2 separate regions of the Mus musculus genome follow, and region 2 is linked to region 1. The links are chromatin loops, found by intact Hi-C in ENCODE. Cell type or tissue: gastrocnemius. All regions are shown on one strand. Each heading gives the region's core, and the rest is flanking DNA. Links, peaks and the distances in the headings are about the cores only. Region 1 holds the start of Pgk1 (phosphoglycerate kinase 1). Region 2 holds the start of 5530601H04Rik (RIKEN cDNA 5530601H04 gene).

Evidence for each region. A loop is a pair of places that touch in the nucleus more often than their neighbours do. Peaks named below come from ENCODE experiments on the same cell type or tissue, not always from the same donor. Only the 100,000 strongest peaks of a DNase experiment are listed, where the experiment ranks them.
Region 2: it touches region 1 in a loop (4-fold over the local background); 2 of 42 quality-filtered maps call a loop at or near these places.

What each region holds. Positions count from the first base shown.
Region 1 is chrX:106,182,755-106,192,392 of GRCm38, reverse strand. It overlaps Pgk1 (phosphoglycerate kinase 1), which reads right to left and starts at 5,293. Exons shown (of 11, transcript NM_008828.3): 1 at 5,078-5,293; 2 at 336-386. The coding sequence starts at 5,142. In gastrocnemius, for the core only: no CTCF peak of the experiment used is centred there; DNase peaks (open chromatin) are centred at 4,516 and 5,447; H3K4me3 peaks cover 5,226 bases; H3K27ac peaks cover 5,395 bases.
Region 2 is chrX:105,065,860-105,075,497 of GRCm38, reverse strand. It overlaps 5530601H04Rik (RIKEN cDNA 5530601H04 gene), which reads left to right and starts at 5,374. Exons shown (of 5, transcript NR_015467.1): 1 at 5,374-5,498; 2 at 5,823-5,887; 3 at 6,870-7,034; 4 at 8,621-8,739. In gastrocnemius, for the core only: a CTCF peak has its summit at 5,124 (motif pointing left); a DNase peak (open chromatin) is centred at 5,320; H3K4me3 peaks cover 1,806 bases; H3K27ac peaks cover 1,498 bases.

The DNA of each region.
Region 1 (9,638 bases), core at 932-8,931:
TGTTTTTTGATTTTTTGCTTTTTTTTTCCTTGGATCTCTCTACAGACCTGGCTATCCTAGAACTCTTTGTGCAGACCAGGTTGTTTTCGGTCTCAAGATGAGACCTCTGCCTCCCAAGTGCTGGGACTAAAGGAATAGGCATACCCTACCACACCCTGCTTAGGACTGTTTTTTAATACAATATTTTTTCATAAATTTAGAATATTAACTCCCACACTGACAGGTTAGTAAATCAAAACCATGGCTTCAACTGCTGTACTCCCAGTGTGGAAAGAAAGAAATTTGTAGTCCAGATACTCAAATATAACCTAAGCCAGGTTTAAGAGGAATCTTACCTTTGGTTGTTTGTTATCTGGTTGTTCTTCATAGGAACGTTGAAGTCCACCCTAGAAAAGAAAAAGGTTTCAGTTTCGTAGCCATGATCAATTTCTTGGTCCCTAAGTATTTTATTGAAGTCGTTAAAAGACAGGGTTGGCAAGATGGCTCAGGGCACGGGCACTTGTTGGCAAGCCTGACCACCTACCTGAGTGTTATCCCCAAGACCCATGGGTGGAAGAAAGCAAGTTATTGTCTCAACTCCACAAGGGCCTGAGCTTAATTCTGTTTAGTGTGATGGTCTCTGTAGCAGTCTGAGTGGGGAACAGGTAATAAGTAACGCCCCTTGATTCTAGTTATCTTGATATTGCTTCTGGCTCCTTGGGATAACATTCCCCAAAGAAAAGAAATTTTAAAAAAACAAAAACAAAAAAACACAGCAAGAGAATTTCCTTCTTTCTAGAGAATGCCTGATTGGAACTTGAATAGGCAAAACAATACTTCAATATTAGATAATAGTGGCTTTCAAAAAAACCTGAGGGGGGGAAAATGAGTGAGATGTGCCTCGGCCCACTGACAATAGATAAGTGGGAGGCATATGATCAAGAAAATACAAGCTAATACAATGAAGATGCTCCTTCTGACCTAACAGATGACTGCCTTTCTTTTTTGTGCTGGTGCTGGGGATTGAACCCAGGGACCTGAGCACGACACCCCCAGTCCTGCTTTACCATTAGGAACCGATTCTGAACCCTTTCCTACGGGGTGGTGATTTTACTAAGTTGTGTCTGCCATGATTTTGAGAGATTTTTCTGCCATGTAGCTTGCCTTCATTCATCTCCTGAATGAATACTAAGATCAAGTATATACCAAGACATCCACCCAAGACATTTTTCATTATTTTTTTCTTAAATCTGTGAAATGATTATAGTATCTGGCTAAGAGTTATAAATGTTAAAAGGTTTAGAAGTGCCACCTAGTATCACACTGGTGTTAGTTATTATATGCCATTGATTCCCCAAACTATAACTGCTATTTGAAAGAACGATAATAAAAGCATTACTTTTGGTACCACTCACTAAGGGGCTGCAATGAGGGGTCAAGACTGCCACTGGTCTTGATTATGAAACTCCATCTTTCCCATTTTCACTGGTCTTTCCCGTCTGCAGTGACCACAAACCCTGCAGGTCACTGGCTTCCTCTCTACCCTGAAGACCAATCTACCGCACAAAGGAGCTTGAGGGACATACTTCTTGATTCCGATTTAAAATTAAAAGGCAGTGTGCCTCTGAACAAAGAAATGCACTCTAAGCCAGGTGTGGTGGCGCACACCTTTAATCTTGGGAGGCAGAGGCAGGTGGATTTCTGAGTTCGAGGCCAGCCTGTTCTACAAAGTGAGCTCCAGGACAGCCAGGGCTATACAGAGAAACCCTGTCTCGAAAAGAAAGATAAGAAAGAAAGAAAGAAAGAAAGAAAGAAAGAAAGAAAGAAAGAAAAAAGAAATGCACTCTAGTTGGTTTCAGGCACTTAAGGCACCCTCTTTAAATATCCTGAGCAGGCCCTTGCCAGCCTTAAAGTGCAGACCACAGCAGATCCAATATCCCATTACCAGGACTGAGTTCCCCCTCTTGCAGCCTCCTAGAGAAGATAATAGACAAAAGGGTTAACTGCACAGGGTGGATAGTGCTGCTTCCTGCACCCAGAACCTTACAAGAAGGAATGAATGCCTTTGGGCTAAAATATCCAACCATCTGTGGCTTCTATCCAAGCTGTGATGACATCAGCTTACCGATGAAAACTGGATTAGTTCTCACTGACCTCTTGATTGCCTTTGACCTTCACTCTCTCCTAGACTTACAACTCGGCCTTTAGCTTCTCTCCTGAAGACTCCAAAGCAGGAACAACGTTCCTTACACAAATCACTTGTTCACTTGGGGGTGGGGAACGTGGTGTATACACACACACATATATACATATATACTGAGCATACATACATCTAAATACGTATATACTGGGAAAAACTGAGTTTCTGTGCAGTCTTTGCAATCTTTTACAACTCCATAATTACTCCAAAATAAAACTTTTTCAAAGCAGAATGGTGGTGGCTACAGCACACCCCGCAGGAGGCAGAGGCAAGAGTTCCAGGCCAACTTGGTGAGTTCCAGGACTTCAAAAACACAAAGCAAAGAAACAAAACAAAAACTTTATATAGAGAACATTAAATTAGAATATCACGTCTTTGTTGAAATCTCGAGATTCCAGGCCCTGTTCTACTAAAACTATGGGAAGGAACCATGCCCACCACTGCCTTGTGGACTGATTGCTAAAGTCTGCTAGTACGATGGTGTCTGCTCTCCGTTTTCCTCTTCCCACCAGAGCTGTTGCTTCGAAAGTCCCAAAAGAAAACCAGTGAGGTTGAGGGAAGAAAACGTACAAGAAAGAGAAGTGCCAGCAAGCAAAGGATGACTAGGGACCTATGGGTGAAAAGGAAATGACATGACAAAAATCAGCAGGAAATGTACTCACAGAGCCTTGTAAAATCAACTAGAGTGAGGCGGAACCTGTTGGTGTTTCTGGCTTATTTTAAAGTTTCTCCAAAAGGAACTGGGGTGACTCAGTGGTAGGGTGCTCAGGCACAAGGTGGCTAGTGTTAGATTCCCCAACACAATGAAAACTAATAAAAGTTACCAACAACAAATCAACTTCCCTTGCCAACTTAAAGCAAGGGACTAGTCAGAAAACAAGAGCACCCTTCTACAGGGCAGAAAGGAGGTGAGTGAACGGGCCCAGGATGCAGGAGGCCCCATTTCTGAAGCACTGCCAGCAACTACCACAAAAGGCACTGAAACAAAAAAGGTATTGAGCTCACCCAGGCATGGCTGCCTAGACTCCTCACAGAAGCCTACAAGGCAACTCCCCATGCAAGATGCATTAATCTGGAAACCAAGCAACTTCACCACTGTGGCCTAAATACCAACCAAGTACAATGTATCCATATTATACAGGACTGCAAACTCGACAGATAAAGTCTATCCCAACCTGTTCCTGAGTCAGGCTCAAGGAGCTAAAGAGACCCAAATCCTAGTCCTGCCTCTGCTACATTCTCTAGACCTCAATAACCTTCACAGCGCCCTTTTCCATCAGCCAAAGGAGGCCAGCCAGTCTTTTCCAGGCTTAAAGGTTAACCTGGGTTAAATGAAGCTTGATTTGGGGCAAAAGAGAACTGTTGCCTCCTGTCTCACCCTCAACCGGAGTTAATTCCTTTAAGATAGTTTCTCTGTAGAAAATAGCATAAAATCCCAAACTGCCATCCCACAAAAGTGACCAGCACAATGGCCCACTGTCTTGTCTTTGAGCAGCTGCATGCATCTGAAAAGGTCAGCCTCAAGCCAGTAGTGCCTGTCTCCCTCACAGGATGAATCTTTTGTCCTTAGAACAGAATGAAAAGTTAGCTAGAACCTGCCCTTTATCTATGATTAGGGTGGCTGGGATTTCTGCTCCATCCTGATTATTCTATCCCATTTGGGGTAACATTAAGTGTTTTGCATGAACATAATACAGTGGGTTGGTTCTGGATATCAGCCCAGGAAGAGAAGGCCACCTACCAATATTGGCTACGATAAAATAAGTGCCTGTACAGAAGCCAGAGAACCTCTGTTCCCTTACATGTGTTAGTATCTAAAGGATGCCCTCACTTGAACTGGCCCAAATCTTCAAAGGGACCAGGATTACTGCCAATCAGTCATCCACTTCCAAAGAAGGTCAAGCAGGCAGAGTAGTCAGTCACTGCGACCATCAATGGCCCTTAAAAATTCCCATCCTTGGGTCCTATAGTTGTTACATGAACAACCAGGCCCATCAGTTATGTATCTAACCATCATCCTTGACTCCTGGCAAAAAAAAAAAAGTATACATTATGAAAGGCAAAAAGGAGAAGACGCATACACCCTAGTAATTCTTTCAGGTAAGGGAGAAGCCAAGTTAAGTCAGTGACCTGGGACCCACATGTGCCACGTGCGTGGGAGCCTTCCTCAGTTCTGACATCCTGCTTCTCTAGCCACCTCTCGAGTGAGGTTACAGGCCTCCAACTCCCGGCGGCCACACCCTGCATGTGTCACAATCCTGATGCAAACCCCAGGGCCAGGAGTCCAACCGCAAGGTAGGGCAGCAGAGGCCTGTTATATAAGCCATACAGAGCTTCATCCAGTGGGCCTCACCCTCCCACCCACAATTCTTTGGGGAGAGGGACCTCCACTCGAGAGGACTTTGAGCAACATCTTTTGGGAAAGAAATCATTTGTACCAGGACCAATGAAACGTGGGCGGTTTCGGATTCGTCACGGATGGTCCAAGAATCTTGGGGGAAGGGAAACTAGCTAAATGACCTTTCAAGGTCCCTCAGCAGGGGCCTAGAGATTTGCAGGATAAGTACTACGTCCATTCTCGCTACAAGAGATGAAACTGCACTTCAGAAATGGGAAAAAGATTGAGTCCTGAGAATCTGAGCCCTTTATCAGTGGGATCAACTCCCTAAAGGACACATTTGGTCGCTTTTTAAGCTAGAAGCAGTTAGGACGCAGAAAAGCAAACTCAGACACAGTCTCCGCCCCAATGAGGTGAGAGGAACAGCCTTAACCTCCAAACCCAGGACCCCCAAGACCCAGCTGAAAAATAAGTGCAACTTAAGGTGATGGGAAAACCGTGCTTGCCACGGCCAGAGAGAATGTGGCCCCGAGGGCTTGAGGGCAGCAGTACGGAATTACCTCATCACGACCCGCTTCCCCTTCACGTCCAGCTTGTCCAAAGTCAGCTTGTTGGAAAGCGACATTTTGGCAACACCGTGAGGTCGAAAGGCCCGGAGATGAGGAAGAGGAGAACAGCGCGGCAGACGTGCGCTTTTGAAGCGTGCAGAATGCCGGGCCTCCGGAGGACCTTCGGGCGCCCGCCCCGCCCCTGAGCCCGCCCCTGAGCCCGCCCCCGGACCCACCCCTTCCCAGCCTCTGAGCCCAGAAAGCGAAGGAGCAAAGCTGCTATTGGCCGCTGCCCCAAAGGCCTACCCGCTTCCATTGCTCAGCGGTGCTGTCCATCTGCACGAGACTAGTGAGACGTGCTACTTCCATTTGTCACGTCCTGCACGACGCGAGCTGCGGGGCGGGGGGGAACTTCCTGACTAGGGGAGGAGTAGAAGGTGGCGCGAAGGGGCCACCAAAGAACGGAGCCGGTTGGCGCCTACCGGTGGATGTGGAATGTGTGCGAGGCCAGAGGCCACTTGTGTAGCGCCAAGTGCCCAGCGGGGCTGCTAAAGCGCATGCTCCAGACTGCCTTGGGAAAAGCGCCTCCCCTACCCGGTAGAATTCCCAGGCGCCTTTTCTAGACCTTTGCAAATGTCATCCCCTTTTGGAATCCTCTGCTTTCTCAGCTCCCAAATGGAAGTCTACATAAGGTCTTACTTAGTAATCGAAACCTCTCAGAAGTTAAAAAAGGACCAGGCCTTCCCCTCCCCCCTTTTATAATAAAAAGTACAATGTAATTGCTGTGGTTACATTATTCATAATGACGAATACATATAGCATGTGTCATGCTAACTAACAATGCTCATAAAATTCCTAAGTACGTTCTGTTATTAAAGATGAAGTAACTGATAGACAAAGATTTAGTGTCTTATCAAGACTGCAAAGCATCTAAGTGATCATTTCAATCCTGGGCCACTGTGATTTCGACTGCTTTGGGAGTGTAGCTCAGTGGTAAAATGCGGGCCAGAGGCCGTGGATCCAATCTCCAGCACTGTTTAAAAACAAAAACAAAACTTTAAATCTCTACTGACACTCATTTGGGCTAAGGACGGTGCTCAGTGGTAAAGTGCTTGCCTGACGGTCTGAGACAGGACAACTAGTTAGGAAATTGAAGGGCACATGAGAAATGGAAGCCCTTGTTCACTCTCCTGGTTTTTTCTTTCCACCTCTCTCACTGGCAGATATCCAGGAGTGACTGGCCAAAGCACCTCTGGAAGTTACTATATTATGTGAAGTAACTCAGAAAGACAATACCATGTGTTTTCTATCCTATGCAGCTTTTTATATAAGCATATACATGGAGAGGAGAGACAGGTCCAGGAAAGGGAAACAGTTTTAAGAGAACAGAGGACGGAAAAAGAACTGGGTAACAGGAGCCACGTGACATGGAAGAGACAAAGGACTGCAGGAATGCTGAGAGCCCCCATGGTTATCCAATAGCAGTAGTGCAGTCTGAAATCGGATACATACAAGCGACTTTACACAGACTGAGAAGGCTGTCCTTACATATTTAAGTACACACACACACACACACACACACACACACACACACACACACACGAAAAAAAAGCCATAAATTTTGAGGTCTGCACCTTTCCCTGCTAACTGATCTCACTGACCCTACATTTTGTCTTTCTGTTTTATTAACAAGCTAACTCTCCACTCTGAATCCTGGTGAGATTCTTTTCCACGGTGGATGGCAAGGTCTCTGGGCGCATGAAAGCATCCTACCTGCCCAGGTTCTGAAGGAGACTCCGTAGTGCCAGCAATACTGAACTGAATGCCCTAATGCCAGCTACAGATCTCTACATATAACTACCTTTTAATTTGTGTTTATCCTTGCGTGTGGGGTTTTTTGCCTGCATGTATGTCTGTGTTTAAGATAAACATTTGTTTTTGCCAATCCTTTCCAACTTTTCTTCCTTTTCAACCTTACTGGGAAACAACTCCTGGAAGTTATTTCCAAATGATTCTCTGGACTTCCTACCATTTAGTAGCATTCCATTCTGGCTCAGTTATCATTGTAATGAGTCAAACTGTCCTTAGATAAGGTAGAACTACAATATTGACTGTCAAAGGGGAAACTATGCAAACATAGAGTGTGACTCCCTAACTTAATGATTCTTCCCAGTTATTAAGCACTTGCTGTTTGCCAGGCACTGGTGAGGGCTGAATATACATGACTCACTACTCTGCATAAGAACTTTATAGCCGGGCATGGTGGCGCACGCCTTTAATCCCAGCACTTGAGAGGCAGAGGCAGGTGGATTTCTGACTTTGAGGCCAGCCTGGTCTACAGAGTGAGTTCCAGGACAGGCAGGGCTATACAGAGAAACCCTGTCTTGAAAACCAAAAAAAAAAAAAAAAAAAAAAAAAAAAGAAAGAAAGAAAGAAAAGAAAAGAAAAGAACTTTATGAAGTAAGTATTATATCTTAAACACAAGAACACTGAAGATTATAAAGATTGGGAAGCTTTTTCCACTACTGGCCTAAAATGACAAAGAAAAGCAGCCAACAATGAGACAACAGAAAAACCTGAAAAATAGAAAAATCTACAATTATACACGTGAGGCAGGGTAAATATGGACCAGATCCCTGGGGTGTTATAACAATGTTAGAGACACAGTTTTTCTCCTGACAGAACCCCATTCATTACAGTCAGTTACCTCACCAGGTCCCACCTTCCTTGCTTACAGAAATCCGATTTAATAGAGCGTTTGGGTTAGTGGCCAGTGCTCAGCAAAGATAGGCTTATCTCCTAGCACCAAAGGACAAATCACTGTTGACCTAAGCTGAGCCTGGTAATCCCATCCCCCACGTGCCCCTTTGTCACGCATTGGTCTGGGAATGGGCAGTGACCCAAGTTAGGTCAATAAGATAAAAAGGGAAGTCTGCTGTTCTGGGAACAATGGAAATCAGTGAGAAAAGCAAGCCCTGCACATATATGGACTCATTTCTAATTAACAGAATGATGGAAGGTAGCTATGGAGATCTCTCCCTCCCTCCCTCCCTCCCTCCCTCCTTTCCCCATCTCTCTTTCTCTTCTCCTCCCTCCCTCCCCCTTCTTACTTCTCCCCCTTCCTTCCCCTTCCTCTCTATAATCTTTCATTCTGGGAACAGCAGCTGCCATGTCTTAGGATCATTCAAATAGTTTCATGGGGTGGCCCAGATAGTGAGGAACTCAGAGTACCTTTCAACAGTCAACATAGAAGTGAGTCTTGCTGCCTGCAGCTTTGTAAAGGAGCCAGCCACCTTTGAAGTGGACTCTCTTGCCCCCAAGTCAAGCCATGTCTGCATATAATTACAATCTCAGGAGATGCTTCCAACTAAAACCAGTTTAAGTATTGTCAAATCCCTGACTCACAGAAAGTCTGAGATAGTATTTATTGTTTGTAAGTACTAAACTTTGAGGTACTTCATTATTCAGAAAAAAATCAATACAGAGTCTCAGCAATGATTTTGTCCTGTAAGACAAAATCATAACCCAAACATTGAGTCCATAATTGAGTTCTTTTTGTTATTTTTGTTTGCTTGAGACAGTTTCTCTTTGTTAACAACCATAGCTCTCCTGTAGCTCACTGGTCAGGCTGGTTTCGGAACTCACTGAGGTCTACCTGCTTTTTGCTTGTGAGTGCAGGGATTAAAGGTATACATCAGTGGTTTACTGACTTAGATAATCCCAGCACCATTGTACTACCTATCTTTCTGTCATGTGAAATAAGCAAACCTGTAATGCGAGTATACTGAGTATACTGTTGCTTGCTGCTGAAACATCTCACTACAGTATTGGGGGAATTAAATGGTACTTATGTGATCAAGTTTACAGTTTTGTAAATTCTTTTTTTTTTTTGTGATAGGGTCTCACTATGTGGTCCAGGCCACGTTCAAACTCATAACCCTCCTGTGTTAACTCTTGAGTGCCAGGATTAGAGGTGTACACCACCACATCTGACTATACATTTTTAAGAGATATTTCCATGTCTGCTAATATTGGAGTCAATAGTTGAGATTGATTCTCTCACAGAAAAATACACGAAAAGCTGGACTCTTTGGAGAGACAGGTGCTAGAAGCTATACCAAGGATTGGACCCAGTGCCTCACATACTCCACAAAATCATCCCAGGTTTTTTTAAGGACAGGGTCTTTTTAAGGCTGTCCAAGCGAGACTCCAACTCACTCTGTAGCCTAAACCAGACTTAAATTTGGGGTTCCTCCTGCCCCATTATCCCAAGCACTGAGATTTCAGGCCTGTGCCATCAGGTCCAGCTTAGCCAAAACCTTTAAAATGTTGTTTATTGTGCCAGGCACACACCTTTAATCCCCGCAACTCAGAAGGAAAAGGCAGGTGAACCTCTGTGAGTCCCCAGGCTAGCCTGATCAGTGAGCTACAAGACAGCTATGGTTGTTTATAAAGAGAAACTCTGTCTCAAACAAAACAAACAAAAAACAAAAAACAAACAAAAAAACCAAAAAAAAAATGTTTTTTAAATGTTGAAAAACTACCCAGAACTGTAAACCAAGACTTAAGAGGA
Region 2 (9,638 bases), core at 1,160-9,159, 1.1 Mb after region 1:
TTACTTCTTCTAACCTATAATTGTAGGAGATGAAGCTATCACCTAGAGTTTGGCTTTTGTTTGTGTCTGTTTGCTTCTTTTTTTTTTTTTCCTCACCAGTAAGTCGGGAAACTAGACCAGGTAGGTTTATTATAATAATTATTTTCCTTATGCCTATTGGTCAGCTGTTCAAAGATTGGAGAGAAGAAAGGTGCAGAAGTAAATGGCACTTTATGAAGATTCAGTGGACTTCAGGGAAGACATTATGATGACCTAATAGCAGAAAACAGTTGTTAAAATCTAATGTTAACTACTGGTGCTTATTTTTCTGTCTGTGTTCTTCATTCATGAGGTGTATTGACTGCCCAACCCATGAAAAATGAAAAAGAAAATGTTCTCCCACGGAAAGAAGGTTTTTGTTTTGTTTTGTTTTGTTTTGTTTTGTTTTGTTTTGTTTGTGGAATAAAGGTTGAAGCCAAAGAGATTGGTACTCAAATTATATTTAATAGTCTTTGTTTTTGCAAGAGTAACTCTGATACTTTGCCATTATTTTGTTTTGTTTTGTTTTTATCATCATGCCTCTTATCATTTACTTATTTGGGGAAGATTTTGTGGGTTGCCATAGTTTGCTTTGGACTTTTAGTAATCTGAGCAAGTTTCTTAGTCTCTTCAGTTGGCACCAAATATCTGGAGTGACAAAGCAATGGTAAGACATGCTAGTAGGTGGTTTTTTAGAATTGTTCTAAAATCTGCTATTTTCTTTTCTTCTTTTTTTTTTTTTTTTAGCGTCCATTCTCTTTTATTTTTTTTTCTTTTTCCATTTTTTATTAGGTATTTAGCTCTTTTACATTTCCAATGCTATACCAAAAGTCCCCCATATCCACCCACCCCCACTCCCCTGCCCACCCACTCCCCCTTTTTGGCCCTGGTGTTCCCCTGTACTGGGGCATATAAAGTTTGCAAGTCCAATGGGCCTCTCTTTCCAGTGATGGCCGACTAGGCCATCTTTTGATATATATGCAGCTAGAGTCAAGAGCTCCGGGGTACTGGTTAGTTCATAATGTTGTTCCACCTATAGGGTTGCAGATCCCTTTAGCTCCTTGGCTACTTTCTCTAGCTCCTCCATTGGGAGCCCTGTGATCCATCCATTAGCTGACTGTGAGCATCCACTTCTGTGTTTGCTAGGCCCCGGCATAGTCTCACAAGAGACAGCTACATCTGGGTCCTTTCAATAAAATCTTTCTAGTGTATGCAATGGTGTCAGCGTTTGGATGCTGATTAAATCTGCTATTTTCAAATGTGTGATTGAAAAATTATATCCTTGGAAAATTTCCAAAACATTAGAAATGATTCTCACTTCATAATGAGAATATGTATTATAAGTGAGGCAGTTTATTTTTTGACCTTGGAAAGTAAGACATCAGCCTAGAATGGCAGGCACACACAGTGTAGAGAGCTGTTTATACAGCCTAAAACATGGCTCTGTTCCTCTCCTCTTTGAAAGTTTTCTATTGTAAAGTTTTTTTTGGATTAGTGGGGGTAGCTAAGTAGAGTTTGGGTAGGAAAAATAGCTAGACTAGTAGGAATTAGCAGTCCTAATGTTTTCTGTCACTTTATACGTACACATGAGATAGCTCAAGGTACCTTAGAAAAGTTATCAATCAGATTCTATTTCTGACAAGAAGAATGTTATTAAACAATGTGCTAATATCCTGACTCAAATTTCAGCTAACTTCCCAATATTTCTATCAATGATAACAAAGAAATCAAATTGTATCTTGGAAAAAAAAATCTGTTAATTTGTTTCCTCAACCATTAGGAAAGTCAGTGTCGAAAGAATCCCAGCATCCCAGCTACAAGAGATATTGTGAGGTCTTTCTCACAGATGCATGCAGGAAATAGATGCTAAAGCAGGTCTCTTATAGCCTGATTGTTCTAGTGAAGAGATGTGACAGGTATTTAGCTAGAGATAAAAACATGGCACCATGTGAAAATTTGAAGCCTTGTAAATAGAAAAGCAAATATTACCATTGTATTTTCTCAATGCATTGATGCCTGTCTTAGTCAGGGTTTCTATTCCTGCACAAACATCATGACCAAGAAACAGTTGGGGAGGAGTTTATTCAGCTTACACTTCCACATTGCTGTTCATCACCAAGGAAGTCAGGACTGGAACTCAAGCAGGTCTGAAAGCAGGAGCTGATGCAGAAGCCATGGAGGGATGTTCCTTACTGGCTTGGTTCCCCTGGCTTGCTCAGCCTACTCTCTTATAGAACCAAGACTATCAGCCCAGAGATGGCACCACCCACAAGGGGACTTGATCACTAATTGAGCAAATGCCTTGCAGCTGGATCTTGTGGAGGTATTTCCCCAACTGAAGCTCCTTTTTCTGTGATAACTCCAGCCGGTGTCAAGTTGACACAAAACTAGCCAGTACAATGCCATAGTGGAATGCTCTGTCACGCCTTTTCCGACCACAGATAGCTTTGTTTGGTTGTTTCTTCTCCCTGGTTGTGGGAACACGTTTTAAGGCTAATCATTTTTACTTAGTCCAATTGCCGACAACTCCATAATAATCATGCCCCAAAGAATGTCTACATGGCAGGCGTGCTGTTTGATTCATGCTGAACAATCAATGACCTTATTTCGTTTTCCCTAATTTATACTGGATAAGGTTTCAAACTTTTCTGTATAAACTGAATTTCCCATTACTTTTTGAAAACTTATAAGGATTTTTGTTATTGTATATGTATATATATGAATTTTCATGTAGATGTATTTGCCTGTGGAAGCCAGAATAAGGCATTAGATACTATGGAGCTGAAGTTATAAGCAGCCTTCAGCTGCCAGATATAGGGATAATCTCTTGTGCACTGTGTAAAAACATTCACCTGTCAATAAAGAGCTGAATGGCCAATAGCAAATCAGGAGAGTTGCAAGCCAGTGGAGGAAGAAGAAAGTTGGGACTAAAGGGGAGGTTCCTAAGGAGTCACATGGTAGGTCATAGGCCAGGCCAGTATTGTTGGGTAGAATAGCTGAGAATCTGCCCAGCTTTAGTGCTAAAGCTTATAGTAAATGTAAGTCTCCTGAATAAATGTCTTTATTCAGATCTGGGTCAGGCACAGAAAGTTTGTACAGTTATAGCCATAGGTGCTGGAAACCCCAAATAACTATTAACCGTTGAGCCATGTCTCCAGTCCCACTTTTTGAATTGAATATCATGTACTATAATGTAATTACCAAACATGTTCCATGCTGGACAATAACGAGGCTTATGTGATTATTGCTTTCAGAGTTTAGTTTATAGGCACTCATTTACGTTTGTTCATTCTGTTTCTCAGAATTTCTAAATGTTTGTTTATTGGCTGTCTCAGGGTTTCTATTGACATGGTAAAACACCAGGACCAAAGCAACTCAGACAGGAAAGGGCTCATTCCCTTTATATTTATGTCTACATCATAGTCCATTACTGAAGAAAGTTAGAGCAGGAACTACAGGTGGGAACGGAAGCCAAAGCAAATCCAGCTCACAGGCTGGCTCCCCTAGGCTTGCTCAGTCTGCTTTCTTATGCCACCAAGGACCACATGCCCAGGGGGTGGTTAATAAATAAATCAATATCAATCAAGAAAATGCCCTACAGAATTGCTGCTAGGCCAAATTAACAAAGGCATATTCTCAGTTGAGAGTCCTTGTTCCCAGGTGACTGTTGCTTTTGTCAAGTTTACATAATCCTAACCAGGACATTGGCCACTTGATGTGTTGTCTCTTAACTTTGTGTCATAGTCCAGAATCCCACTTCCATCCTGCCTTATTGCCATCAAGAGCTGCTGCAATTTTCCCAGTGTGTGAAGTGAAAGTTTCCTGCTGAAAGAGTATTCTTCTAAGCTTCCTATCTGGACATCTCTGCCCCTACAAGGGGCCCATAGAACCATTTCCCCTTGTAGGCATTTTCACCATTGCTCATGTGGGTGACAAGATGCTCCCTCCTGTGACTAAACATGGTCCTGCCTAAGGTCAAACCAAACCTCTCTTTCTTTCCACCTTCTGTCTCTCTTCAGATGCCTTTTAATAATCTACCATGAAGTAAGAAAATTAATTCCAAGAGGCCAAACAAGAACTCCAGCTACTGTGTTTTTGCACCCAGTGAACAGATTTGCTTTTCAGGAAGGAAAAACTAGAGAACATCAAATACTTTTAATTCCAACACGTGATAAATTAAGTTGATTCCTAATTATGCTATTTTAAAATAGTCTTGTACATATAAAATTATGTATGTTATATATAATTTTATATATGCACACACACATACTCACTTGTAAAATGGGAACAAAACTATCCAACTTGTAGTTATTCTATACAAGTTCATGCAGTGTGGAGCACCAGCTAACATAGTTTTATGTTCAATTTATGGCAGTTAGCTACAACAGTATTAATATTTTGGTCACAGAACTTAATCAGTAAGGCTTGGAGGCATGGGCTTTAGAAGTTTTGATGGAGAACCCTTGTAAACAAGATTAGGCGATTTTTATTAAAAGGCATGGCATGGGAGTGAATTCCTTGACATCTCTTCCATCTTGTAATGAAACAGTTCCTCTGGAATAGCAAGCAACAAGGCTCAAAGCACTGAGGTCATAACCATTTCGTTCCTTTGTTTTATAATTACCAACCTCTAAAATGTGAAAAGTTAATTTATAATGGTTAGAAAGTATGCAGTCTCATATTATTAATAGAAGCACAAACTAAACTTCCATGCTTTTATTTACCATTATAAGCTGCTGTATTTTTAAAAAAAAATAAAAATAAAAATTGTACTCTATGGGAGATATTGCTGTCCTAACCAAAAAAAAAACAAAAAAAAAAAACAAAAAAACAAAAAAACAAATGCATATCCGAGAAAGTATACAGTAAGCCAGTATCAAAATAAAGAAATAGTAATCAAAGAAACACATTAAAAATATTTTTTTCCAGTCATTAGATTGGCTTAGAATCAGGAAAACCTGGGGCTATAAAATGCCAGAGAAGATCCAAATTTCTGTAAGGAAGTAGTTTTTTGACTGAGGTGTTGTTTTTTCTAAACACAAAGGGCGGGGGAAGAGCGGGTCTGAGCGCATCAGTGAAATCATGCTGCCATCAAGCGGCTATTTTTATAAAGTAAAAAACAAAGTCCGGGAGTGTGTTTTCTTTATGCACGACTTTGGCTGTTTGTTCTGGAAGAGACCAGTGAAGGTACAAAGAGACAAAATGTAAAAGGAAGGCTAAAGCCGACTGACCAGGATGCCCCACCGTTTAGCTCCGGAGATTGCCCCGGAAGTGAATTCGCAATTGATTGACACCTAGTTTCTTCAAATTAGAGTCTGGAAACCATGGCAGCAGCAGGAAGTTCCGGCTGTTTTAAAGTCGCGGTTCCGGTGTTCAGGATGCCAGGGATGATGGGAAGCCTGTTCTTGTTTATCGGTTTGTACGGAACTTCACCCGCGGTAGAGTACGGCCTGAGAATTTTGTTCCAGCACCGGTGTGAGGTGGCTGCCTTTATCGATGGAAATGAAACCCGGGGCTGGGGCTGGGGGATGAGGGGGGAGCGGGGGAGACCTTAGTCTCCCGACCTTAGCACAAAAAGGAACAGTCCCTGTCCTATTTGCACATGTGCACTGGGCTGTACTGAATTACCCAGTCTGCTGTGTTTTCTGGGCCAGAAAGATGTTTGGCGGGAAGTTTGTTTCGTCAGGGCTGGGGTTGGCTCGGGGGCGGTTGCGGGGGACGGGAGGGGGCGGGCATCTAGCACTGGAATTCTAAGGGCATAAATCCACACACCTGTCTAGACATCCATCCATCCTTTCATTCAGGAAAACATCTGAGCCCATGAATTGCCAGACCCTGGATACCTGAGACACATCCACTTGCTTCTCAGGTACTGTTTATTCTAGTATCTGGAGCCAGACTATAAATAAATGGTTGACTTAATTTCAGATAAACATGAGTAATAGAAAGTAAAACAGGCCAAGCTATACAGCAGGGAGTACCCTTATTTTAACTAAGTGGTCAGACCTTACTTCCTTTAGAAATGATGATTGAGGACATCAGGAATGGTGGCAATTAATGACTTTGAAAAGACTTCAGGTACAGATGATTACTGCATCATTTCTAGTAGTTCTAGAAAGTTGGACTAGAGGGGTTCAGTGGATCCAGAAGTGCCAGCTCTAGATCTTGGACAACAGTGTGTGCATGTTAGGGCTTTGAGCATTCCAGTTAAAGGCTTCCTCTGACTTAGTCCCAGCGTCCTGAGGGTGGGGATGCCTGATTCCCTTCCATTTTCTCTTCTGCTTTCCCACCGTGTCTTCATTCTCTCTGGGTCCTGGGATCTCATCCTTTCAGATTGGACATCTGTGGGCTTCCCTTTGCTATGACGTAAGTGTGGTACAAGCGGAGCTCCAGTGCTATCCGTGAATACTAGTAGAGTTCTAATTCTGGTTAAGAGTTTGGGATGGGGCCTTGCTGCACTGTAACTGTGAAGGTGTTTTATAAAGAATCTTGTGATGATTCAGCATTGTGAAATAGTGACAACAGCATGGTAAATTGAATCAAATAAACCCAGACATATTGTTTGTGGGCAAAATTAGAACCCTTCCAGTTATCCCAGGTACAGTTCATGCTTGTCTTGTTGGTCCCTTCCTATTCTGTATCACCTTCCTCTTCTCTCACTTCCCTCTTCTCTCCATCTCTTCCCTCCCAGTCTGGGTCCCGTCGTCCCCCCACCCCCGCCCTCTCTCCCTCACTTTTATAGGGTTTCCTGTAGTTTAGGTTGACTTCAACCTTGAATTTTCTATCCTTCTCCCATGTCCTGAGACTATAGGTGTATGCTAGCATCACCTTTGGCCTGTTTCTCTCTCTAGGTTTGGAGTGCATAATGAGGAGAAATAAAAACAGAAAGATCTCCAGAAAGAAGCCATGGTAAGATTCAAGGTTTCACAGTCCAAGCTAATGCCTGTGGACACTTGACCAAGTGATCTGAGAAAATTGGATTTCTGGCAAAACAAGTGTACCTAGACTCAGGCAAGGTAAGTGTCCAGGTAGGCAGGGAAACATGAGCTGCGGTTGCAGGGGGGAGTTGAGAATGGTAAATGGATTGGCACATTGCTGTAATGTAAGGACAGTGTGGACATTTTTCTGCATTTCCTGCTTAAAGACACTTTACTACTTGACTTCAGTTGGAATATTAAGGGCACCCCAGCAAGCTGTTTGTGTCGCAGACAATGGCATTTTTTTGTCCCATTGTGTTGGATGGCAGCTTGTAGTTGGCTAGGATGCAGTTCTTTCTGTAGTCAGCACCTTCCTCTTTTCCAGATACAGGCTGTAGAGTAATTTGTCTTCTTTGTTGTAAATACTAAGATTTAGGACTATATTTTGCATATAATGTAGGTACATTTTTTTGAGGACAGACATTTCTTATAGTTGGGAAAAGCTGCTTAGAGGAAGTAAGATGTCATGCCACGGTGTGTTTTGAGCCATAATCATTACTGACTGCTTGCATCCATTTGTAATTTAGCAAACACTAACCCCTGCTAAGGGCTTCCTCCGTATTCCCACATTCAAATGACCTGGACAGACTGATAGCTGAACTCCTTAAATATAAGAAACCAAAGCAGTTTAACAACAAAGAAATACAGCATGGTCTCAGTCCAGCTTCATCTCTAACCCAATGTTTCTACAAGCAGAATTCCAGACCAACAACACCATAAGCCTAGACTCATTACATCAAAACTGGGTTTCTGGCCCAGCCACTGTTTTATGTACTTTTCAGTTGATTCTGACATGTAATTAAATTTGCAAACCACTAACCAGTATCCCAGCTCTTCACTAACCAGTAAATCTGCACTTTCCAGAGGCTTTGATGCACTTACATATCACATGCATAGTCTGAGTCATAGGCTGGTCCATGGACCATACTGTAGGCCTTGTGCTGTGTTGGACCCTAGCTTTCTTAGGTGAGCATGGTTATTGATGATGGGAAGGATTAGCCTCTAAAGTCCTGACTTCTAAAAGCAGACAGGCTATAGGATTCTTAGTTATCCACACTGTCTGTGCATGTGTGTGTGCGCGTGTTATTATGTATACTATAATATGCTATAGAGAGAAATTCAGGATGCAGGCGAAGGGAAGTAGAAGAAACCATCAGACATGAATGAGGCTGGAGATAACTGCAAGGATTCTAATTTGGGCCAGTGGGTAGAAATTGTTCCTAGGCTTTATTCAGGAAATACTGGGCCCTGGTGAAAAAAAGAGGCAATGAGCAGTCTGAGAACTGGCTCCCTGAGTGAGATGACGTGCTTATATGCCAGCAATCACCTCAAATAACTTAAAATGTGTATGGGGGGGGGGGGATATGTTGGAATTATCATGCTGTAAATGAAGATCTTATTACCAAACTGGTAATAAATAAGTCTGGTATGCCTCTCCCTATGTGTGTATAGGGGGTAGTATCCAAGTAGTTTCTGTTTGGAATGCTGTTTGTTCTCAGCTGTTAAAGTGAACTAACATGAAAGGGTACACTTCCTTGTTTTCTAGTAAGTGACTTGGTGTGTATTTGTTATATATATGACAAATGAGGACAAGGCGAAAACAGATTGTGCTTGATTTGTGGCAGGGTGGAGAACAGAGGGCGACTAGATTAAATGGAAAGAATGCCCAGGCATCCCATTGCCTCCCTTTGACGTTCCAGAACTTCATCAAGACAGTGATGAGCTACATGTACACCTGGAGGAGGTAGGTGACTTACAGGATATCCTTGTTGTGGGCTAGGCAGTATATGAGCATAAGATGCTCCTTGAAGACCCAACTCTCCTGACCAAAGTGCTTCGATGAGTCACTTCATAGATCCTGGTACTTGATGGCTTCTGTAGAGCATGAAGGGCAAGTAGTGTCCAAAAATATAGTTCTTGTAGCTACCACCATGCTGTAGCCTACCAACTCTCAGGTATTGTAATTGTCCTTATTGAGATCTAACGACTACCATGGATCTCTTGCTTTGTGACATATTGATAAGAATGGTAGCTAAGAAGCAGGACAATCTATGGAGGTCAATAGGGAAGGACCATGTGTAAAGGAACTTTAATCCAGCAGCAGCTGGATTAAACAGCTCTGGCAAGGGACTATACACCTTTAATTCATCTGGCTGGAATCCAGACATACCTTTAGTACATACCTTCATTCCCAAACCATGAAAGTAAAGTTAGTTTATAGTAGGAAACATCGACATTTGAAAATGACATCTAACTGGAGGACAGTTCAGTCAGTTTGATGCAGTTCAGTTGAGTGAGTGTAGAGGCAGTGCTTTGAGTTTGTTCATGAGTTCCTGCAGGAGCAATTCAAGGCAAAGAATAAAAAGGAGTCAGAAGATTAGAACAGATTGCCAGCATTAGTTTAAGGCTGCACAGAGGAATTCAGTGAGAAGCTGAGAGAAGCCAGATTTAATCAATCAGCTTGGAAAGGAGTTTGAGCCAGAACAGCTGAATTGAACCAGGCAGCCAGAGTTCAGAAAGAGCTAGTGTGAGCTTATTCATCAGTAAGCCTCCAGGACAGCACTAACATCAGGCGAATAAAGTTTCTTTACCAATTGTGCAGCAATCTACTTTAGTTCATATCAGTGTGGACTGAACCATCCA